3 separate regions of the Mus musculus genome follow, and regions 1 and 2 are each linked to region 3. The links are chromatin loops, found by intact Hi-C in ENCODE. Cell type or tissue: left cerebral cortex. All regions are shown on one strand.

The links. Peaks named below come from ENCODE experiments on the same cell type or tissue, not always from the same donor. Only the 100,000 strongest peaks of a DNase experiment are listed, where the experiment ranks them.
Region 1: it touches region 3 in a loop (15-fold over the local background); 5 of 42 quality-filtered maps call a loop at or near these places.
Region 2: it touches region 3 in a loop (2.6-fold over the local background); 4 of 42 quality-filtered maps call a loop at or near these places.

Annotation. Positions count from the first base shown.
Region 1 is chr19:14,592,615-14,600,614 of GRCm38, forward strand. It overlaps Tle4 (transducin-like enhancer of split 4), which reads right to left and starts at 5,569. Exons shown (of 20, transcript NM_011600.3): 1 at 4,754-5,569; 2 at 4,143-4,240; 3 at 2,976-3,039; 4 at 1,770-1,814. The coding sequence starts at 4,798. In left cerebral cortex, no CTCF peak of the experiment used is centred here; DNase peaks (open chromatin) are centred at 1,250, 2,201, 2,981, 3,785 and 4 more places; H3K4me3 peaks cover 4,928 bases; H3K27ac peaks cover 2,932 bases.
Region 2 is chr19:15,864,613-15,872,612 of GRCm38, forward strand. No RefSeq gene overlaps it. Among named protein-coding and RNA genes, the nearest start is that of Psat1, 56 kb to the right of the region's middle. In left cerebral cortex, CTCF peaks have their summits at 2,425 (motif pointing right) and 4,917 (motif pointing left); DNase peaks (open chromatin) are centred at 959, 2,432, 4,521 and 4,899.
Region 3 is chr19:15,797,829-15,805,828 of GRCm38, forward strand. No RefSeq gene overlaps it. Among named protein-coding and RNA genes, the nearest start is that of Gm24319, 120 kb to the left of the region's middle. In left cerebral cortex, a CTCF peak has its summit at 4,223 (motif pointing left); DNase peaks (open chromatin) are centred at 131, 3,683, 4,202, 4,837 and 3 more places; H3K4me3 peaks cover 1,268 bases; H3K27ac peaks cover 2,939 bases.

The DNA of each region.
Region 1 (8,000 bases), 1.2 Mb before region 3:
CCAGTTGAACAAGAAGATGACAAAATTCATAGTCATATAAAATGTGTAAACTTAAAGGCTCTCACATCTACCCAACACCAAAATGAATACATAAAGATATGTGACCCTTCCAGGTGTAGATGGCCCAAGAAAAGCCAGAGGCCAAGTGAGACTAAGTGGTCAGGGGAGGAAAGGATACAAAGGGGAAAAGGAGGGGCATTCACCCCGTCCATCCTTTAGAGAAACTAGTTCTGGGAAGGTACATAAACACAAACAAACAAACAAAAGTATTTACAAGATCCAGACTGTAATCAGGTAACAATATTCCTGGGAGGTAGAGCTAAAGGGAGTCCACTCCTAAGCTGAATACATTTTGCTTAAGCAGTATATGTATGACTAACCTAAACAGAAATGGCAAAGATACTAAAATATAAATGTAAGTATGTGCCATTCAAACTCCAACATGTATGTATTATCATATACCGTATATAATATGCTAACATCAGCACAACCAAATAGCATACAGAGTAAAACAGAACTTGAGATAAAGTCACCAATGTAAATACTGTTGTAATTTTCCCAACTTTATTTTTTCAAATACTATCTGGTTGCTTTTATTGTTCAAGAGATGTCTTTTAATGAACTACTAATGTGGGTGCATTCTGACCATGTAGAAAATAACTAAGTTAAAAGAATCCTTACAGCCTGATGACCTAGTCATCTCACACTTCTTAATCTTAGAAGGTACATACATTACCCTGACCACAAATAAATAAGACATGGAAAACAGAAAATTGTCCATCGCTTCTTTCTCAGCAGGCAAATATACATGTTATCTGTTCTGAAATGGGTGATGAGACCCGAAGTCCTTCATGAGGAGATGACTTCAAAGAAATGCTTCCTAAAGGAATTATTGCTAAATAGCATTTTACATGTGTGTGTGTGTGTGTGTGTGTGTGTGTGTGTGTACATATACATTCATACATGCATACATACATACATACATATGGCTATCTTTTCCATTTAGGGAACTTAAACCAAATCATTTTTTTTGGTCTCTAGCCAAAACAAAAAACAAAAAACAAAAAAAAAAAAAAAAAAACACAAAAACAAAAACAAAACCCTGTAGCAGCTATAGTAGTCACATATACCTATACCAATGCGCTCTCCCCCAACCCCAAAGTAATTGCTAGATCTCAAGACCCAGGGCTTAACATTAATCACATCCTCCTATCAGGTTCATTTACTCTGCACAAATTTTGGAAGTCGAAGCCAGAGTTCCTGGTAAGATCTACTAAGTAGGCTCCAGGGACTAGTGCACAGATTTTTACATCAATTTCTTTTATAGCTCTGCAGATTTCATCTGATCCTCCCAGCTCACTCCTCTGTTCTTTCACAGGAAAGGTTTCACACAATTTACAATTTTATTCATTAATACTTTCCAAGGAAAGTTCTTTCATAAGAGAATTTTGATGCCTGAAATATATAAGGTAACTCTTTACAAAAAGACAATACACATTCTACATTCTGCATGCTGTTTTTGAAAGTGCAGAAAAGTTTAATACGCATTCTGAGTTAATAATTTTAAATTTCCAAAAGTTAGGATAATATGGAACAAGAGGAACCACACACAAAAGACTTGCCTTCTTACTCACCCCCAAGTCTTTTAAGATATAGGTAGACATCTCAAATGTACAAAAGAAAAAAAAAAAATCACAAAATATACAATTTTCTTTTCAAAGTACATGAGTATGACTGTCACATAAAATGATTATAAAGAAATAACTTACCTGCTTGTGCATTTCTATGTTCAACCCATAGGACATTTCATAATACTGTCAAAGAAGGAGAAGCAATTAAACCTGTATCCTTCAAATCATCTCGCCAGTAAACTCAAATTGCCCGAATGCATGGAAAACAAGGCAACTAGCACAAAGACCTCACCTTAACCAAAATACCCCAGTCAATAAATAAAAAGGATGCCCAACTGCTGCTCTCTTTAAAACACTAGAGGCCATGTTAAGACACACCCAAGAGAAAAACTCTCAAAACTAATAAAAATGTTAAAACGCAGCATTCTTAACTTGTACAACTGTCTTTCTACATCATAAGCAAATGAACTGAAAAAGTCATGAAAATTTGGTTCCACGTGACTCCTAATTCCTAAGCACAGCAGAAGCATCTCATACAAATGCTGAGGTTTTGAAAGAACTGTTGGAAAAAGGTGATGTTTCCTCAGAGTTCGGTTTCTTGCTTAGAGTGGACTACTCACTCTTACATGCAAAGCAGAGGAACTGGGTAGGAAATTAATGCACCAGCCTGCAAGCTCTTTCAACCCCAAACATACTTCTGAATCATAAAAATGCTTCATTATACTTCTGTAAACATAGATTTGATTTGTCTGAATGGGCGTGTAACTACAGTACAGAAAATCTGGCAGCTCAAATCAGCGCTCCTAAGAACCAAAATAACACTATAGAAATTGAAGGCATGCACAGAAAAATATAAACAGATTAACATGAGGAGTGGGAAATTTTCTGAGAAGGGGTCTGGTGTCATTTCCTATCCGAATCATTAATTAAAAGGCATACAGTGCATGCAATGTTAAGAGTGTATAGGAAAGCTGTCTGGTTACAACTGGAGCAAAAGCAATAAAACAACAAAGAAAACCACTAACAAAAACATTTTGCTTCTGACTAAACAAAAAAAATAAATGAGTTCTTTTTTCCACTTTTGTAAAAATCTGTAAAAACAAAGCACAGAAAATTATACCCCACGCAACTGAACTTTTTGAAAATTTAAATCAAAGCTGGTTGTCGAAGCCAAGCTGTAACCACCTAGAATTACAGGTTGCTAATGGACACATACCCACAGCCTCAACAACACTGGCAGGGCCACTGTGATGGATCCTGCAGCCTCCAGCGATTTAAAACGTATTCTTGCTTTCAGTCTCCCAAGCTAATGAGCACTTTGAATCTGTGACACAGTTTTCTTACCATGACATAATGCCGCTGCATCTCTGTCTTCTCGCTGGCGAGCTTCTCACATTCCAGCTTCAGACTATTCAAGACATAAAATCAACTAAGTACAGTGTAGAACTTAACGCGTATCCTTCCAACTCCAAATCCACGTCGTTTCCTCTAAATCATCACCTCCTATTGTCAAATCAATGGTATCAAACAGCACTTTACTAGTGAAAGGGAGGAGAGAGGAAGGAGTGACAAGAACCAGCCAGGACTTGCCTCTTTGATAAGGTTAAACTGTGGGGGTTGGGAAAGAGGGGTTTATGTCTTAAAGAAATAAACCCTCTACCCAATTGAATTCTGAGACTTCACCCAGAATTGACTATTCTTCACTAAATTCACTTACTAAAACAAGGAAATAAACATCGCTAATAATTATATATATATATATATATAAGCAAAGTTAGGTCCATGAAAATGCCACAGGGAAGGTTCTATCATTAATATTCTATGAGGTTAATGAAAATCAGAATCAACACGGTCTCCTGACAAATTGTTTTTCCCCCTCCAAAAAATACAGACAAGTTGAATAGCATGTGGGGGTGGGAGGTGTTGATCTGGTCCAGCAGCTTGTTTGGGCTCTTGCAATAAGAATTCTGCATCATTAAGGACCCGGTGAAACAAACATGTTTCAAAAGCACTCCAAGTCTAAGAGCGTTGAACACAAAAGCATTGGGGGGGGGGGGTGTCCTGTTTTTATTATTATTATTTGTTTTTTTTTTAATAAAAGTAATGAAATGGCTCACTGCTTAACTCCCTGGCTCTTAAATTATGCCATGATGGTAGAAGGAAGAAATGCAGCCCAGAGTAATAAAGAAGCAAGAAGTCAAAGGGCCCCAGAATCTTCCCAACCTTCCAGCCTCCTGACCCAATAAATCAATATCGAAAGTTTGGCCTCAGCGTTTTCCAAGTCTCCCCAGTTTCGATTGTTCTGCTTCCTTTTCTGTTTACCGGAGAAGAAAATGCTTAATTTCTTTACACCTGCCTAAAGGAAAAAGAGGCCCTGACTTGCCTTTTCTGCCCACAGGGGGGAAATGGTAATACCTTTGTGGGGGGGTGGGGGAGGAGGGGGGTAGTGTTGGAAGGGGGTAAGACAAGAGCTAAGCAAACAGAAGGATCAGCTAAAGTCAATATCGTTACCTGTGGTATTGAGCCTGTAAAAACTGAAACTCTTCCTTAATCCGATCACAGGATTCTGAAATTGTAAATTTGAAGGGTTGAGCAGGCTGATGCGGTGCCTAAAGAACAACAATAAAATATTTAATTAGCCCACATCGCAGGTGGGGGGTGGACAGCCCGCGGTCCGAGACGTGGGGGGGTTGGTCGCGCCGCTCCCGCCTCTCGCTCGCCTGCTGGGGTCCCGGTGCCTCCGGGCGGCCTCCCTCGGCTCAGCTTCTCAGCCTGGCTTCCGCCTCCCCCCGTCACCCCCCAAACCCCCGAGCCCCCGGCCCGGCTCTCCCATCCCTCCCTACCCGGAATCGAAAGTGGCCCGTCGGAGGCAGCCGCGCCATGGCGTCGAGCGGCCGTCAGCTAGCAGAGCGAGTCCGGCCTGTGGCCGCCGGCGCCCTCCACCCCGCAGACTCGCGCCGCCCGGCTCGCCCCCCTCGGGAGAGCCGCGCGGGCGGAGAGCGGCGGCGCGCTGCTTCCCGGGGCTTCAGAGACAACAATAAGAAAATGGCTACAAGTCGGTCGCCTCCCGCACCCTCGGAGCGGCCGGCCGCGGACAGGGCTGCGGGCGCGGCGCCACTCACCGGGTGGCGCGTCTGCGGGTACATCTTGCTCAGGTCGCGAATCATCCACGCCGCTTTAGTTGGCTGCGCCAGGCAGAGGCGCGCGGCTCATCCGCTTCGAGGGCCCCGCGGCGGCGTCCCGGGCCTGCGGGTCTCGCGTGACGCGGGCGGCAGGCAGGCGCGGCGGCTGGGCGCGGGCGGCCGGCTCCGCATTCCCCGCGGGCGTCACTGAGGGCGGCGGGCACCGTCCGTCCTGCGCCCGCCGAGCCCCGCGCCCGCCGAGCGCCGCCCGCCTGCTCGCGCCCCACTCCAAACTTTTTTTATTTGTCTTTTAATTGGCTGCTATTCCTCGGAATGAATGGTCGCTTCTTCCCTGAGAGCGAGCGCAAACTCCTTTGGTTCGGAAGAGGTCTCGCGGCGCTTGGGGGTTCTCTGGAGATTTTTTTTCACTTCACAGCAACGATCTTTTAAAAGGCACCTTTTAGCTTCTTTTACCACATTTCATTTCCTTTTCTTCCTTCCTGTTTTTTTAGCCCCAAATTGAAGGGGATTATAAAAATAAAAGAGCGAAACGCTTGCGGCTTTTTAAAATTCTCTTTCAAACTCTGCGAACACCACCTCAAAATAATACACGAGTGTGTAAGAGGGGGAAGAAGGCAGCCAACAGCCGAACGCCCGCTCGGAACAGCTCTAACAACGCGCTCTGTGTAGGTGACTTCTTTGACCAAATTTAGCAGCAGCTAATCATTAACATTCTGATACATATTCACGACCATCCGCGGAGGGCCCAAGGAGCATCCCGGGAGATGTAGTCCTCGCGCGGCTACTGTGGCCAAGGATGCCTCCAGATTGACTACAGTCTCCGGCTAGCCCCGCGCGCTCTCCGCGGCGCTCTCCAGGAGCCCCGCCCTCCCGCGGCGCGAGGGCGCCGCATCAACCAATCGGAGATGGCTGAACATTAATCGCGGTTCTGTGTTACTGCCCATCATTTCACCGCTGACAAATGGCAAGCCAGGAGGGCGGGGCCGGGCAGGCTAGGCCCACGTGGGGACAGGGCGTGGCGTGGAGCTCCGACCAATAACTGCAAAGAATTGGTGCTGGCGGAGGCGGGGCGCAGCGGCCCGCCCGGGGCGGAGCCTCGCCCTGGCCGCTGTTCCCTAGTGCGAGCGTTCGAACCGCGGAAACATTTGTTCAGCTGTCAATCAAAGTAACGTGGGGTGGCGAGCCGCGGCGGCTGCTGTCGCTGCTGCACTGGCTGCATCTTTAGAAGCAGGTTTCGGCGGCGATGGCGGTGAGACTGCAGGCCGGTCCGAAGACGCCCTCCGAGGCTCATCTCCCGTTCGACGCGGAGCCCAGGCCTGGCGACCGCGCGGGGGTGCGCACTAATTAGGGCCCGATGTCTCCGTAAAGAGACAAGCTCGGCCTTGTGCAACGCGCCGAAACCCCTGTTGAGACAAGAGAGGGAGGATCGCGCTGATCCCACTCCGTGCGGTTCACATCCATTTTACGCGCTGCTGGAGCCGGCATAATTTTCCGCGTGAGCGCGGACGCCGTCGGCCCGGTTTAGAGCCGCAGCCGGGAGGCGTGCACTGGGCCGGTCCCAGAGCTTCCCGGCCGGCAGACTCTTGACATTCCCTTTCTTTAGAGGCACCAGTCAACTTACTCCGGGGTTGAAAGAGGGTCCGAGTGTGGACCGTCGGGCCTTGGGCTTGTGATGGCCTACGGAAGAGGGTCAGAACCCGGGAGTGGCAGCCCGCCCGAGGCAGTTTTGAGACTTGGCGGGTGTTGGGAGCCTTAAGGCTGAGCTAAGGAACCTCTGACCCCTGGGCAATCAAAAGAATTCGGAAAAAGTCAAGCAGGATTGTAGCCAAGGCTGCTGTGTTTGGGACATTCATTTCTGAGTCCCACCTTAACTCGAAGTGCAGGCTAATACGGTGCTGTTGGTTCAACAAATGTGGGAAAAACGTTTTTCCTAATGATAGCGCTTTCCACGACAGAGGAACCGGTAGCTTAATGCCCAATTCAAGGCGTTCTGTGGGCCTCACTAGTACTGGCCACTGAGGACACCGAGGCAAAGAAAGACTGCAGTAGTCTTGCTAAAAATCCAGAACTGAGGCTCATACAATGCCTCCGTTCTGTAAATTTAATTTCCAAAATAAGAGGATGGAGGACTTGCCTCTGTCTCATACCCAATTATTAAAATGCGGCCAATCCAGAATAAAGGGGATTCACATAAAGAGGATTTTGAACACGTGAGGGTTTTTTTTTTTAAGCTCAACAATAATTGCATATTAGGACTGCATTTTTAAAGCTATCAGTTAAGCAAAATGGCTTTATTTTGCCTGTTTGAAAAAAACTTGCTTCTTAGAAATTTTGAAAAATTTTATACATTTATTTAGTGTGGGGGGGGCGGGGGGATTTGAGTCTGTGCGTGTGTGTGTGTTTGTGTGTTCACAAGCCCTGGAGATCAAGTGACAAGTGCATGTACCTGTTGAGCTATCTTGCTGGCTCCAAGTTATTTCCTGAAGCTCGCAGATGTACAGCAGTGTTCTGAATCGTTCTCAGAAGGCTTGAGTGATAACCGTGTCTGCACTAGGACATTGAGTCTCAGAACAAGAACAGCGCCGTTTTTCTGAGGTTGCTTATTTGCTTTCCCTGGAACTTTTTTTGTGTCTCTGTGGGAAGGAAGTTCCATGTTCTTTCACTATTTCAGGCAAAATGGCAGTAGGTTCCATGGGAACTGGGCCTTGGTTAATCAGGGCTATGCTCCAGTGCCATGGATGGGGCCTGGCATGTACCTGGTGCTCGCTCAGTAAATGCTTGTTGATGGCTTTGGCAAATCCAAGCCTTGTGTTCTCAGTATAGAACGCTGCTGTGTCATTAGGATCCATGCAGTCATTTCCCGGGACAGGAAACAAGAAGTTTAGTGCTCGAGCCTGAGGGCTATTGAAAGGGTCAGGGTGGAAATATCAGTTTAGAGGAAAAGACCTTTCTCTTAACCTCTCTCACCAGCTTTATATCAAGAGAAAGTAGCTGGAGAAAACAGGGCGTTTCTGACTTTTTTAAATGTAATTTTAAACTTCAGCCTGTGTATATGTGTCACATTTTAACCTTGTGACAGAGCTACATAATTTGTTACATGTATCTGAAAGATGTCAGATGGGCCAACATACTCAGCCCTGCTCCAAAGCACTAAATGTTGATCTTGTCCTACTCTGCCCCACCCTTGCTTCTCAACACTTAACTGCTGAGCCAATCTGGAAAATGG
Region 2 (8,000 bases), 67 kb after region 3:
GTTTCTCTTTGTTGGGAGCACGGTGATTATACACATGAGAGAGAGAGAGAGAGAGAGAGAGAGTAAATAAGATAAAAGACATAATGCTCACTGGATTTTTCACTGGGTGAGCAGAATGAAAATCATTTGAACGTATCCCTGTGGAAAAAATAATCAATTTTTCATAGACTTGTTATAGGTTTCATAAAATATATTGCACACATATTTTTAAAGTAAGGAAATGGCTTTTTAATGATACTTAAAATATATGGCATGGCAAAAATTATCTAAAATGTGTTTCTGAAGCCTGAAGTTTGGCACTGCCTGCTGAAATATAGATGATTTGGGTAAGCCTGTCTTCTTGGGATAAATGCGGGACCCAGCGCATCTTATTATAAAGCTAATATGAAGAACTTGGTACTCAGGCAGTTAAGTAATTGGCATAAATCCTCCCAAGATATTAAATCCCCTAAACTTCTACCATTTACCAGTTGCCCAGTGGCCTGTGTACATTAAATAACTGCTTTTAACCCAGAGGCCAAAAAAAGAAAAAAGAAAAGAAAAAAAAAGTTCACATAGAAAAAGCCAACCCAACACAACAATACAGGTATCAACAAGAGAAGTAAGGTAAGCACTCAGCTAGCAGACATTCCAGACCAAGGCTCAGGGCCAAGAACATAGGGCTAACCCATCAGCAAGACCTGGGTGTCTACCACTGATGCACACATACTCGGTCACTTGCCTGAGCAACTGGTTTGAGTTTCATATTGATCAGCAAGCGTCTCCGAGGTGTGCTGTGCGTTACTTGTGAAATACTGCCCCCAATCCTTCCTACCTCCTGCAAACACTGAGTGGTGGTCCACAGGGCACATGCAGGAAACAGAGAGGGCAAACTCCTCAGACAAGAGCAAAGGGGACAAACACAATCCAGAATCTTCAAAGCCATTGCCAGCAAGCATGAGGGTTCTGTCTCCAGAGAATGAGCCCATTTGTCACTGATGGAAAAACAAGAGTTTTTTTCTACTTTGCCAAATAAGAATGTGCCTGGCACATGGCCAGTACATCATACACAGCCATCCTTTGTACCAAAAGGATTAAGTCCAGGACCCACAAGGGAGAGCAAAATCTGAGGGTGTTTACAACCCTTCTTTAAACATTGTAAAGTCTGCATATAGCCCACCACCCCAATACATAAATGCACACATACACATTCCAACCTATGGTAGCCTTCTAGTGATTTACAATACCCAACCCCACACAAATGCTATGCAAATAGCCCCTGCCCTGCCTTATTTAAGAATAAAAACAAGAAAAACCTATATGTTTCAAACAGTTTTTTTTTTCAGGTCATTTTACTTCATAATTTGTGGATGAATGTGGAAACCAAGTATATAGGGATGATTTAATTGATAGATAAAAAGAATATTTGAAATCACTTGTAGAATATCCAGTATATGAAATTTTTTACCACCACCCCTGACCACGCATACCTAATTAAGAACACCCCCCCCTTTATTTTTTTTCATTTTATGCAGCCAGTCAAGTTCTGTTGTGTTGCAGTTTGTCTAGCAACTTGCTCTAAAGAGTTCTGAGCATGACCAATGTCAGAAAATCTAGGTTTTTAGCTGAGAAGACCACAACAAACCCAGAACAAGGGTTGAGGCAGCTGTGTGACCTCAGGAGGCAGAATGTCAAAAGTCCACAGAAAGAAAGGTCACCTCAGGGGCCCCAGTTGGCTACAAAGACTCTAGGAGCTTGAAGAAGGGCATTGAAATAGGGGCAGAGGTTGAATTTCAGAGAGACAGAAAAACAGACCAAGATTTAGAGGCAGAAATAAGCAGTGTTTGCTGATGGTGAGGAGAGCGCCAGTAGGAAACAAGGCTCATTACAGGGTGGGGCTTCCTGGGGGAAAGGGTAATAAGTGGCCTGAGAAGCCGATCTGTTACATAGAGGACTCATTCTGGCTCATGAGTAAGAATGGCAGAAGTGTCTTCGGTGTGGCGGGAATTCACCCCAGGATTCTTTTAAAGAGCATGCTCCCCCTGACATTGAGTTAATGATTTCATTTGCACTCAGCTTTCCAATATCCCATCTCAGTGGTTCCCAACTTATGGACCACAGAGTTATGGCAGAGGTCCCCGAAGTCATATAAGCACTGTCTAGAGAACAGCGAATGACTTGCTCCGGGTATATTGCCACTACTTTGTCCTAATATGTGGAGGTACCGTAAGACATAAAATGCAAATTCATTCCAAAGTAACGGTAGCCTGAGTTGCCCCAGGCATCAGCCTGTGGCAACACACAGAGTCACTTTAACAATAACCGAAATGTCACTGCCTTGCATCTCCCCTGCTGTTCACCCAGGGCTTCTGCCTACAGCAAACTGCCCACTCTAGGATGCCTAGTGATTTTGCATATGGTCCTAGAAACAAATCCATCCTCCCCAGAGAGCCACTGGGTGGCGCTACATCTGCATTGACCTGGCATCACCATAGGTTGGTTGCTTAGGAGTAGGGCAAAGATGCAGGATTGTTACATGGCACAGCGGGGAGCAGACACCTCATTATTCTGAGCTAGTATTCCCCAAACACTAATGCTTTACTGAGGATTGTTTTCTAAATAGCTTTTCCAGTTTTTACTTAATGGCCCTTAAACTTTAAGCAGAAAAAGTAGTATTTATACATTGATCATTCTAACACAACAGCGGGGACATATTCCCTCCTGTCCAGTACCCAAGATCCCTTCTCACGACCCTTTGTGACCAGCATTTAAGCTTGTAGGTATATAAGGAAATAATGCATAGCTCGGTAGATGATTTGCAAGTGTGAAAAGGTAGAAACACAGAGGTCTGTAGACTACAGGTAGAAGTGAAGAGCTTTGTAGACTACAGGTAGACAGACATCAAAGGCAATGAGGTTAGCATCCAAATTCTAGTAATGGAGATCCCTGGGTCACACTGATACGTCAAATTAGCCAGTTAACATACATCAGCTACACTGTGTCCCCCATCTTAGAAGTAGGAGCTGAGGAAGATACCCACATGTGTGTATATATTTGCAAAGTGAGCTCCTGAGGTGTCGACACCCTCTCTCATCCTTACTGAGGACTGCTTTCTTAGCACTCAGATTCTTTTATGGAACTAACTAGAGCAAGGCGCTTATGTTGGGAGTGGCCCCACCCACATCTTGTGCCAGGGATGGAACCCAGACTGCCATGCATGCTGGACAAGCACTCTACTTCTGGGCTGCACCCCAGCCCTGGACTGGGGGATTGCAAAAGATGGATTATTGCCCAAACTGCCTTACTAAATGAGATAAGAAATTATAAATAAAGATTGATGGGCAGACCAGAAACAGGGGTTGGGGGGGGGGGAACCTCTGGTTTTCAAAAGAGACAGATCCTAGAACAAATACCTCCAGGCTTGGGCAAAGCAGGAGCAAAGTGTTTGTCACATGACATTTTATCTTCAGTTGAGCAAGAGAATCACTCCAACTCCACGATGAAGTGTGAGGGCCCTCCAGTGTGTTCGGGGAGTCAGATCTCTTTCTTTTACATGTTTCTCTACTGTCCATTAAATGGGGGCAAGAGGACCAGCTTAAGGTTGCAAACAAATGAAAAAGTACAAGGAAGTAAGCCCAAGAAATAGTCTCTCCATGCTTGCCTCTGCAAATGTAAGTTAGCTAAAGACGAACTGCTCTACGATTAATATGGACTGCATTCGGAATGTTAGCAGGCAAGGGGTTTACTCCTGATCGGGGCCAGTGTTATCATACTTGAGACAAGCAGAGTGTCTAGAGCACAACATTTAAGGAAGCATGGGTTTGCAGGGTCTTACTCTCAGAGATGACAGCAGAACAGCCTGCAAGGGAATACTCCTCCTTAAATTTTGGGTCTCAGCCACGCTGCCTGCTTCACTCTAGTCTAGTCCTTGGCTCTTCCTGGCCCAGTCAAATTTCATTCCACCTCAAACTCAGACACAATTTGCCACATACATGATTTAGAATTCTTGGTCATTTCAAAGATACATTTCACTGGGTATTCATAACAGCCTCTGTGGCACATCAGACTACACTCCCCATTCTACAGAGAACAGGGAAGGTCAGGAGTCTTGTCCAAGGTAGCATTTTGGGGCCATGGCAGGCAAGCTCCACCCACGCCAGTCACCCAAAGACTGCTTCCAAAAGTATTTGGTGTTGTGTTCGATTGCCTCGTGAATTCATTTCTGGAGTGAAACCAACTCAAAGTTTCATATGGCCCATCCAAAGGTGCTGTATCTCTTCATTTGCCCCCTCCAGATCCACAGAGTATAGAGAGGAAGAGTTTAGCCAAGGTTGCTGGCTGCTTAGAATAAATGCCTATGAATTCTCCACCCCCTGAAGCCTTCCACAAAGGCCACAAGCTCCCAGCTGCAACCCTGTGTGGATGGGCAGCCAGGAAAGGCACTTGCCTAGGAGGCCTTAAAATCAGTCACAGCTGGGATCCATACTGCCCTAGCTTTCTGTAGCTCTGGCTTTTCCCTGACTGAAGAACAAAAAATACCATCAGTTGTGGGCCCACTAGCTGGAACTCAGCCATGGGGCCTGATTAGAGTGTTAATTCACCCAGCCCATGAAGCACTCTGTATATTATCCAGCCAATGTTTCAGGGTACCACTAAATTTCATCAAAGTGAAAAAGCCTTCCCCACATCCTCTACAGATTTCTTGTTCTTGGTTCTCAAAGTGATACGTTTAAGAACTGAAAATAAAATGAACTCATTTGCAAATTGTGCTTTTGTGTTCGTGTGTGTGTGTGTGTGTGTGTGTGTGTGTGTGTGTGTGTGTGCAAGTGCAGATCTATATCACCCTTGTCAGAATTCATTGTTATGTGAGTTCTTTCCTGAAGCCTGGATCTAAGGCTCGGCTCGGTTGCATAAAGCTTTGCCTCCCTCTGCTGTCGAGAAGAAGAATCAAGTGTGGCAAACATAAACTCCGAATTGGAGAGACCATTGGAAGGAAACTGTACCTAGGGGTGTTTGTATACGCTGCATAAAGTGGCTGTAACAAGGGCCTAGCATCACAGTATTATCCACATAGCACTTGATTTACAACTTCTCAGGAAAAGTCAACTTCAAACCCAATAAGAACAGATTGGGACGGATTGCATGCTCACCTGCAGAGCAGAACAAAATCAATCAAGTGATTCTTTGGTCACTGGACTAAAAGATTCAAGATTGATTTTTTTCCCCTTTTAGTAAAATATGAAACTCCCTGGAAACTTTAAGTATTACTGGAGTCCTGTATCGTATGAGGATTCATGTGGCAAGAGCGTAGCAATTTGTCTAAAAAACTTTCCTTCGACAACTCTAGAGATGGCTGAATTTGCATGAGCTCATCGGGCAATGATTTTTGAAAGCATTAACCTCAGAAAGAAGGGAGGGTAGAGGTTTCCTGCTAAGTACCAGGGATCTCAATCATAAAATTAAATATTCCCTCGCAGACTTCGTGGTATGGTAATCAGCTATGACCTCTTGCAATAGTCGGTGATCTGCGGGGAATTCTGAATGTCTAAGGAGCTTGATTTTGTCCTCAATGTGCCACACATAATGGGAAGCTGCTTTACAGGAAGTTTCTCCTCCTGTGGAAGATGCCTGGACACTGCAGATATCAGCAAAGCCCAGCCAGGCCTATCTCACTTATAGGCTGAGTCCCTTGCATACGCAGTGGCGCCTCTTTAATGAATGTTTCTACTCTTGAACATACAGTCATCCTAGGTAAGCATTTTGTGTCCTCAGCCAAGGTCAAAGAAACAAACAGGGGTCCAGAGGTGTTTTAAGAGCAAGACCCATGCCTGCCAATCACAGCTGGCTTAACACTCTACTCTCGGCCTGTGGGAAGGGTGGCCTGAGAGCAATGCTTCTATGGAGCTGAGAATTGCCTGCAAAGCTCCCCCACACAACTCTAATACCCTTCCCAGAATTCAGACCTATTCCAAGCTCTAAGTTGTGTTTCTTCTAAATTTTCATTTTATGTATTTGAAGAAGGGGGCAGAGGCATGAGTGTGTCCCAGTACACACATGTGGAGGTCAGGAGACAGAAACAGGCTCTCTCCTTCCAGCCTGTGAGTAAAATGGATAGAAGTCAGGTAATCAAGCTTGGCTGTAGACAACTTTACCTGCTGAGCCATCTTGCTACCCCCCCCCCAGCAGTCCTCTTTTCAACAAATGATTTTTTTTTTCAGTACGTAGGACCGCATGCATGTGAGGCAAGCTAATTTTTGCCACTCAGCTACAACATCAGCCCTCTAAGTAATGTTTCTCACCTAAGACAAAGAGCAACACATTAGCCAAGAGGCAGCAGGGTAGACACAGATAGCACATTGGATGTTGTTGACCATAAGGTCTCTATCCCAGTGACTCAAATGGAGACAAGTCATCTTACCGGTGACTAGGAAACACTATGGTGTAACACTGTATTTATAAGCAGAGGTGACTGGCCGTTATTTGTGATTCCCTATCTCAGACCACTCAGAATGCCACTTAAAAAAAGACACGAATGCTTGTTGTCACCTTGTTGAGGTCGGGTCTCAAGCAGGTGATCTATGTGAGACTCTTCCAAACACCATGAAACCCCACTTCCAGCATGAAGCAATGTTAGACTTGCCCCTCCTTCCTCCCTCCTTCATTAGGGAATACTTTCAAAGTCAGATTCACACTTGTGTCCTCCTTCATCTACACCACTGAATGATGGAGGGGAAGGAGGACACTGGTGGGTCAGGCATAGGCAGAAGTGAAGCTATCAAGTCATCTCACTGGCTTTGGTAGCAGAATTCCAAAATAGCTCAAAGATGCTCCTTTCCAGTGTCATATACCATCTCCCAGTCATCCAATCACATGGGACTGACTGGATAAGATGGGCTCTTTAAACCTGGGTCTAGAGGTCAGAGACAGGCCAGGGAGAATCTAAGCATAAGAGAGATGGTGTAGGAATATCACCAGGCTGGCAGAAAAGAAGATACACTACATAGACACTGTGCCCCTGAATTTGGCTACCAGACTATTGAAACAGTGGTCTTCATGAACTTGGAATATCTCATGAAATCTCATGTTGGGAGAAGTAAAAGGCTGAAGCTTAGTATCAGCCAGAGTCTTCACTCTGTCTGACAGTTTATCAGACCACCACCCAGGAGCTAAGACAGGGACAAGTAAGTGATGGGCAGGATCACGCCTTGACCAGGACTGCCCGATCTCGACACTAGCAACTCCAGTAACTGGAAGAATCCATGGTTGGTTTCAAAGTTGTGGGGCCATGAGATACAGAATGTGCGGGGACTCTAGGAGCTGAGTACTCTCAACTGAAAACATTAAAGTAAGGGGTCCTTTCATTGCATCCATAAGGAGTGGGTTCTGCCAACAGTGGGTAAATGATGAGCTGACCAACTGGGTGGACACAGAGCTCCAGATGAGAGCCACAGCCTTAGGCCAACACCACACATGCACAGCAGGAAACATACCCATAGTGCACCCATTTTTTTAAGCTACAAAAATGTTGGGATAACAAATTAACATCTGGTCAACTGCTAAGTATGTGATGACATGGTACATAGAAGTAGAAAATGATGCAGACAGGCCTCTGGCTTTGATGTCTAGGTCACTACTGGGGAGGATGGAATCCAACAATGTCTTCTTTAAAATGAAAATGGATGAGAGCCAAGGTCACTCCACCTGGAGTCAATCAGAACTCCAGCCAACATGAAGGCACCAATGACAAGGAAGCTTATCCAGTACCAACCCACTTGCTACACTGTGAGGTCATTGGCCACATCTGCTCTGTCACTGGGCATGGCCAGTTGGGGAGGCAGAACACAGGGAGTTTGCCTGCACTTATCCCACCCCACCACCTCAGGGACAGGGAAGAGACTGCTCCAGGGGTGGGAAAGGTCTGAAATGTGGAAAAGCCAGAACTGCTTCAGGGTTCCCAGGCCTGCAACGAAGCTGGGGCTGTGGGATTCTCAGACTCTTGAACATCCAAGTTCCAAAGAGAG
Region 3 (8,000 bases):
AAACCTTCTGCTTTTTCCAACCTCCCTCCCTACTGGACACAGCCCCAATCTGGTGTAGCATACATCCTTGGGTTTCAGAACAGACCAGCCGAAACCTCTGGCAAGTCCCTGAGGATCTCCAGGAGGAGCCTGGCCCTGTAAATCACAACAAGTCTGGATTCTATTCCTGTCACCCACTCTCGGGGCCAAGACTGCCTTGAGGGTCTCTAGGAGCTTGGGGCTCAATTTTCTCATCAAGCACTTTGCAAAAGGAGGCAAGGGAATGGGTCCACTTTTTCTCACACTTAACAGGAAAATCCCCATCTAGCGCCTTATCTCATACCTACCTCTGAGTTCCAGAAATTTCCAAGGAAAATAGAACAAATTGTCACGGCCAAACAGCGTTCCTTCTGCTCTTTCCTCCCTTCACTTAAATTGGCCAACAAGGACAGAAATGTCTTACCCCAATAATTAAAAATGAGTAAATAGCACTGAGACACCAGGAATTCAGCAACCATCAAAAGTCCCACTACAAATAACATCACTGGAAGAGCATTGAGCAGAAACCTCATCCGCAGGGAAACAGATCTGTGCTGAAACAGGACGTGCAGAGGTGTGCCAGAAAAGGCACAGCCCCACAGATGTGAGCGTCATCAACCAACGGCCCAAGCAGCACCTGTCCCCCGGCCCTGATTAAGTTATAAAGGAAAGAATTTACAAGTGTCCCAGGAAGCCTGAATGAAGTCCTGAGTAGATGTATATGGTTTGACATGGGTACAGCCATGCCAAGGACCCATGCCTCAGAGCCATGGAAATTTGGCAAGACCTTCCCCATAGAGGTCAGACTCAGAATGGCGCACTCTTCCTCTGGTCTGAGTGTGAATGTTGACAGGATGTCTAGGTTCCAGTGTTTACAAATGATTCATGAGCATGTGCAAAAAACTAAACTAGCAACTGCAGCTTTCTCCTCCCCAGCATTTACGGCCTGAGACCACTGCCTACAGAAACCTTCTACCAAGACTAGTGAACTTTTTCTCCTGTGTGATATACAACGTGTAAAAGCACTGGGGGCTCAGCACGTTCATTGTCATTGTAAGCATCACTCTTCCAGAGGGCACATGGCCCACTCGACCCCAGCTTTTCTCTGTCCCCGTGCCTATCCTTTCTGTTCTTTCTGCATCATCTTACCACCCCGTCATGTTTCCAGGACTAAGGATGCAGCACATTCCTGAAGGGAGAAGGTCTCTCGGGCTGCCTACTGGAGGTCCTGTGACAGATGTTTCTATCCCATGGGTCTTTGAACCCATTTTGTCGGGAAGGGCTGCTTCTTAACTGGCTTTCAGACCTCAAATTTTAACTTTGTAAAAGCCACGATGACTCCAACGTCATACAAACAAGCAAGGGAGAGGCAGGAAATTCAAGTCTCAAATTCATTCACAAGCATAGCTCCCCCTCGTTTCCATTCACTGTCCTGAGGAAGAACTAAGGCTCACAGAAAGGAAGGAAGGAAGGAAGGAAGGAAGGAAGGAAGGAAGGGAGGGAGGGAGGGAGGGAGGGAGGGAGGGAGGGAGGGAGGGAGGAAGGAAGGAAGGAAGGAAGGAAGGAAGGAAGGAAGGAAGGAAGGGAGGAAGGAAGGAGGGAAGGAGGGAAGGAAGGAAGGAAGGAAGGAAGGAAGGAAGGAAGGAAGGAAGGAAGGAAGGAAGGAAGGGAGGAAGGAAGGAAGGAAGGAGGGAAGGAGGGAAGGAAGGAAGGAAGGAAGGAAGGAAGGAAGGAAGGAAGGAAGGGAGGAAGGGAGGAAGGGAGGAAGGGAGGAGGGAAGGAGGGAAGGAGGGAAGGAGGGAAGGAAGGAAGGAAGGAAGGAAAGGAGGGAGGAAGGAAGGAAGGAAGGAAGGAAGGAAGGAAGGAAGGGAGGGAGGAAGGAAGGAGGGAAGGAGGGAAGGAGGGAAGGAAGGAAGGAAGGAAGGAGGGAAGGAAGGAAGGAAGGAAGGAAGGAAGGAAGGAAGGAAGGAAGGGAGGGAGGAAGGAAGGAAGGAGGGAAGGAGGGAAGGAAGGAAGGAAGGAAGGAAGGAAGGAAGGAAGGAAGGAGGGAAGGAAGGAAGGAAGGAAGGAGCAATAATAGAAGGGTTCTGTTGGCATCAGCTATTTGCACTGTCTGACATCCATTCAACACTCTCTTGACTAAACAGCTGTGCCCAGTGGGCACAACCCAGGGTTGACATTTTATTGGCTTATTTCAAGAGGCAGAAAGCTGTGATTCTATATAGCCATTGTCACCTTCTCTTCTCTGAGCACAGGGCCAGCTTCAATAGCAGCTCACCCACCTGGTCAAGTGAGACATGGTTGTCCTTCATGGCATTGGCTGCCACACAGTAGGAGAAATAGCCACTAACAGTCATAGCACAGGTCCTCCCTCTTCAGTAGCTCAACTGATTTTTCTTGAGTTTATTTAAGCATATTTTTTTCTAAAGCTATTGTAAAAGTCCTAGTCTGATTCTAGTTTGACCAATTTAGGTCAAATACTTCTTTAGGAAGAAATAGCATCATGGGGCAGAATATACAGTGTTTCGTTACACTTAAATTCCAGATAGACAACAGGTTTGTGTGTGTGTGTATGTGTGTGTGTGTGTGTTCCATATAATATCTCAGATACACTTTAATAAAAGAACATAATCGTTTATCTAAAATTCAAAGTTAACTGGGTCTCCTTTCGGTTTTATGGCTGTTGCTTTGCTAATTTGAGCAAGACCCTCCATCAGGAGCCCAAAATAGGTGGAAATATAAAGATTTTTATTACATCTGGATAACATGTCCACCACCCCAGCACAGAAGACCAAAGTCCACCTCACTAAAGACACATGTCCCCTGAGGAAAACCAGGTACAAGTCTAGAAGACGAAGGACAGACATTGATCAGCCAAACACAGCAGATCTGTCCAAAATCGAAGTGGGTGTGGCTATGGAAAAGGAGCGTGTGGTTTCAAAGGTTTTCAGGGGCGGGGCTGGGGGGGGAGGGGTGATGTGGGCCAGCTGAGGGGGGGGGGAAGAAAATTGTGCAGGCTCCTTCTCAATCTCCTAAGGTTGTGTTTTTAGCCGTACACATTTGCCAGATTGCTTGAAAAAAGGCAACAGCTGTGGGAACTGACAGTTTACAGTTGGGATAAATCGCATTAGTGAAGTATTTCAATTAGAGTGATATCGAACTAAAAAACCAAAGTCATCCCTGAACAAATAAATTAGCACTTCAGTTCGTGAAGTGGAAGATTTCAACAGCGCCTACCTGCCCATTGTTGTGCTGATAGTTCCTGATACTGCCCTTGTAGGGATGGCGCATATGTCCTGCTAGAGAAGGACAATTAGTCAGGATCAGTCTATAACTAGGTATTTGTTTCATTCCTGACCAACAGCCAAATTTGGTCTCAGATCAGCCTGAAATGTCCCTAATGGTGCATCAGAGAGCCTTCCTGCGGGGTCCTGGTACAGCCCACCAGCAGGTCAGCCAGACGACACAGGGCTGGACTCTCTTTCCCAAGCTAATTCATCTACACCGGTAGCACTTTAAAAATCAACTCAGAGACCGGTCTTGCAGCAGATGCTTTTTCCGCCTGCAGAAGATGAATGTGAAGAACCACAGCTCCCTTGTTCTCTCAGGGTCGGGGCCAGCTCAGCCCACAGACTGCAGGCAGCCAGGGGCTCTACAAAAGCCTTCTGTTCGCCTGGCCTCCTTTTCCTTCCCACCCATTCTCCTCCTCCAACATCACACCCGGTTCTCCCAACTCCCCACCCCAGCCTGAGTCGCAGCAGAAATTTTTCCTCTGCTAGCTAGTGATTCCGGCTAATTAGGTGGCTGCTTTCATTTACTTCAGCAGTTGGAAGAGGGGCTAAAATAGCATTGCCCCTATTCGTGTTGGAAAAATAAATCATGCCCATTGTTACTCAAGATCTTCCTCTCCCCCTCCTTCTCCCGCTCCTTCTCCCCCCCTCCCCCCCCCCCCCGCCCCCCAATCAAGCAAATTAGCAGCTTGGTTCGTTTTCCTGGCATTCACTCCAGGGCAGCCAGCAGCACCCCGGAATGTGGCTTGAAGGTGTGTGGTCAGTACAATTGTTTGGAGCTGTTTGTGCCAACAATGGGAGGAAATGCCTGTCTTCCAGAGGACACCGAGTGGCACTTGTCTTCCTTAGCTTAAGGAGGTCTTACCAGCTGCTGCCAAGCCTGGCTTCTCAGGAAGAGATACACCGCCATCTATTGGTCACGGAGGTTAACGGCAATGCCTTTCTCTCCCATATTTGCTCGAGGCCACTAAAGGACAGACAACAAAGCTTCTAGTAAGTTCTAAAAATAAGCTGATTCTTTGTACCTCGGAGTAAGACGGCGTTTTCCTCTAAGGTTGCAACTCTAAGTGCAGTGCAGCGCGTGACTAATACTTCCGCTGTGGGGCGCTTTCCGTGATGCTGGTTTCCAGGTCTCAGGATGGTTGGCTGGCATTGTCTGAAAGAGCTTGAGGCTCACCACTTCTCCATCCGACCTCAACTATCTTGGGTATCAGCACTTCTGGGTAATGGTTCTTACGCTGTAAACCTTCATATCATCCTTCTCCCACCCAAAACAAGCCCAGTTTCTAAGACTGCAAGATGGGGAGGGGCATTCAAAAGCTTCCTGCATTCAGAGACACTTGTCTGTGCACTGAGGATCAAATGCCAAGTCTTTTTGCATCCTGGATCCTGAAACAAGCAACTCCCCTATTCCTGACAACAAATGCTTCGGCTGCCTTTTATTTCATTCTGTTCTACATACATGAAGGACATGATTGCCTCCCTGGTTTCCAGTTTTAAAAAAATCCTGATTTGATTAGCGTTTGTGTAGAGATGGACGATCATATACAACCAGTCCATCGCAATATGTTGGGTTTGGTTTGTGACTCTCAATCAGGGTGACTGGCATGACATCCAAGAGTCTTTGTTATCATATTGGAACATTTTGGATTGACACAACTTGACAAGGTGTTGAGCGTTCTACAGCATTCAGGAGAGACCCACCACTAACACACACAGCAGAGAGTTATCCAGCCCAAACTGTCAATAGCACAGATGCACTAGGAGTCTGGTTTAGAAAAGGGGGAGGGGGAGGGAGGGGGAGGGAGAGGGAGAGGGAGAGGGAGAGGGAGAGGGAGAGGGAGAGGGAGAGAGAGAGAGAGAGAGAGAGAGAGAGAGAGAGAGAGAGAGAGAGATCGCCCTCTGGTAATGGGGTTATGATAACATTGATTGTTCTCAAATGAGCCACACCGCAGAGACAGAGGATAATTCTCCTTCTCCCAAGTCAGTATTTACTGCCTTTTTTTCTTCTTTAGCTCTTCCATTTTAAACATAATTTAGCTGTCTTTTTCCCCCCTTCTGCTGCTGGGAAGAGAAAGGGTTGGAGGGGGAGGGGAAGGCAAAAAGAAAAGGAGGATTAGAGGCTTGACCTGTTTCTCGGGAAGAGATGCCACATCCCTCTCTCAGATGTGCTTCGTGACCAGGCAGGGTACAATTAAAAGCACAATAATTTGCTTGTTATTCAAGTCAGGCATTAGTCCGGGTAATGGCGTGCTTGGTGGAGAGATGGATTTCCTTGTTAGGCAATAAGCGCAGGATTAACTGAATTCTCCATGGAGAAATCTTGATTTGTTCAAGGTCTTTCATGTTTTCTACAGAGAAGGGATTATGTCTTCTTAAAGAGGGGCCTTGCTTAAAAAGCTACAAAGTATAAGAAAAGGATTTAGGGCAGAGGGGCCTGTGGTTAAGTAGCTGAGGGGTACAGGGAATTTTAGAGCAAGGGATTATTTAAAGCCATAAAGTTCAAAAAATAATTGGTTTAGCACTACTGGGTCAGTGCTGGCAAGCTCACAGTAAGGCAGCTAAGCATGGGCTAATATTCATTTTACTTTGGCTAATTATTGCATGGATCCAGGAGAGGAGGAGCAAGAACGCGCTCCCTCCCTGGCAATCAGGAAGTGCAGTATATTTGGTGTGTGCCTTTCGGGCTTGTGTTTTATGATGGGATGTCCAGAATGTAAGAATCACAAGAAGTGTTACTTAAAACACAGGCACTCTTGTCTTAGAATAAGCCTGCTACCCCAGAAGCAGAGAATAAAGACACTATTAGTGTGGTTTTTTTGTTGTTGTTGTTTTTTGGTTTTTTGTTTGTTTTTTTGTTTGTTTGTTTATTTTTTTGGTTTGTGTTTGATTTTAGGGTTCTGAGGGCAGAATCCAGGGCCTGGCACATCCTAGGCAAGTTCCCTACCACTGAGCTACATCCCCAGCACCCAGCCACTCAGCTTTAAATCCAAGGACACCGTTAGAGAGGATATGAAGTAAAGTGCTGACTTCACCAGCCACCCTCATGAAACCAGTGAGGCTCAACCAGCCCAGCGACAACTTTGTCACAGTCCAGAGATGTTTTCATCACATCTGGAAATATGCCACTGACATCAAACTACAGAGGCTGGAGTTGTGAGGGCAGGTGCTTTTAAATAGATCATAATCCATAGACTAGAAGCCAACACAAGAAATTCCACTCCAAAGTGATGCTCATGGAGAGGGTAAGAAACCCTGGTCTATGCATCTATGCAAGACAATTTCTCTGCTTGGGTAAATCAAGGTCTTATTATCTCTCTCTCAATCTCTCTGTCTGTCTCTCTGTCTCTCTGTCTCTCTCTCTCTGTCTCTCTCTCTGTGTCTCTCTCTCTCTCTCATAATTCATCCTTTCATAAGTCAAAGGAGCATGTTTCTACTTCCCTTCCCTTTTCGTTACCAGACATTTTTTACAAATCAAGAAAGAAGGGCATTGCCCTTGGCATACTAAGGCTGCACACTGAAGGACCCTCACCTACCATCCTTTCCATGACTGATGCACACACAGAGAGAAGAGAGCTGGCTTGCACGTGCTCACACTCCCTTCTCTGAGATTGCTCCTTCTTCCCTGCGTGAAGCGCATTCACTCATCTTGTGTCCTGCAGCTTTAACCTGGTTAAGAGCCCACAGCCGCAAGCTATCCATTTTCCCCCTGGTGAATGATGATTCTCCTCCCCAGGGACGTTAACGCCCTTGACAGGAGCTTCCTGGAAGCTCCTTAAAGCCAAGAGGCTGTGAATCAGCATAACCATCACCTCTCTGGGAGAGCCTCAAGGATGCACTTAACCTCCACCTCCATGGATGGGGAAGAAGGCTGGGAAAAGAAGTCAGAGGGTACTCGGGAATAAAAGCTGAACACCCAAACTAGACCCCTACCCTGCCCTTCTGCAGCAGGCAGACACAGAATGGCAGTGAAGAGGGGAAAGTCAGCCTTCTTGCCAAGATCTCCCCTTCATTGCTCTAAGGCTGGTTCAGAGCTTTGCAGTCACAGGTTTCTATTCATTCTTAAAGCGTTGATCATCCTCGACAACCCTGACAAAGCCTGCCAAGTCACATCCTCCTGAGCTCAAGGCTCCCATCTGGCCTCGAGGAGAGAGAAAGGCTTTCTCATCTTCCTCCTCCTCCTTAGGACTTCTCCATCCTCCTCTCGTGCATCTGTGCTCGATCCTAAAACATTCTCCTTCTGTTCACACTCCCACTGGTCCTGACCAGCTCACACTCTTCCTCCATCTTGCCCTGTTCCTGATCGTCCCTCAAAGCCAGAAGCCAGGCCAACCATAGCTGGCCTCCACTGCTCCTAGTAGGTCTTCTCTTACACACCTCTCACAGGCTTCCTCTAAATGGACTCCCTCTTCACATCTATGGGCTGGCCCCCCTCATGTCCTTCCCCCATCCATGGGATACCCACCTACTTCCTCTTAGGCTTTGTCTTCACCATTTTGGAATATATAAGGAATAGACGTATTTTTTGTGCTTTTAGGGGGATGCATTGGCTCGTCCTTTTTTCATTGACATCTTGATGACAAGTACAGCCACTGGCTGCAGTAGGCTCTCAAGCACACACTGAGTAGCTGAGGAATTGGACTAAGTTGCTTATGTTCATTTCATCCAGTTCCTATTCCCAGATACAAAACT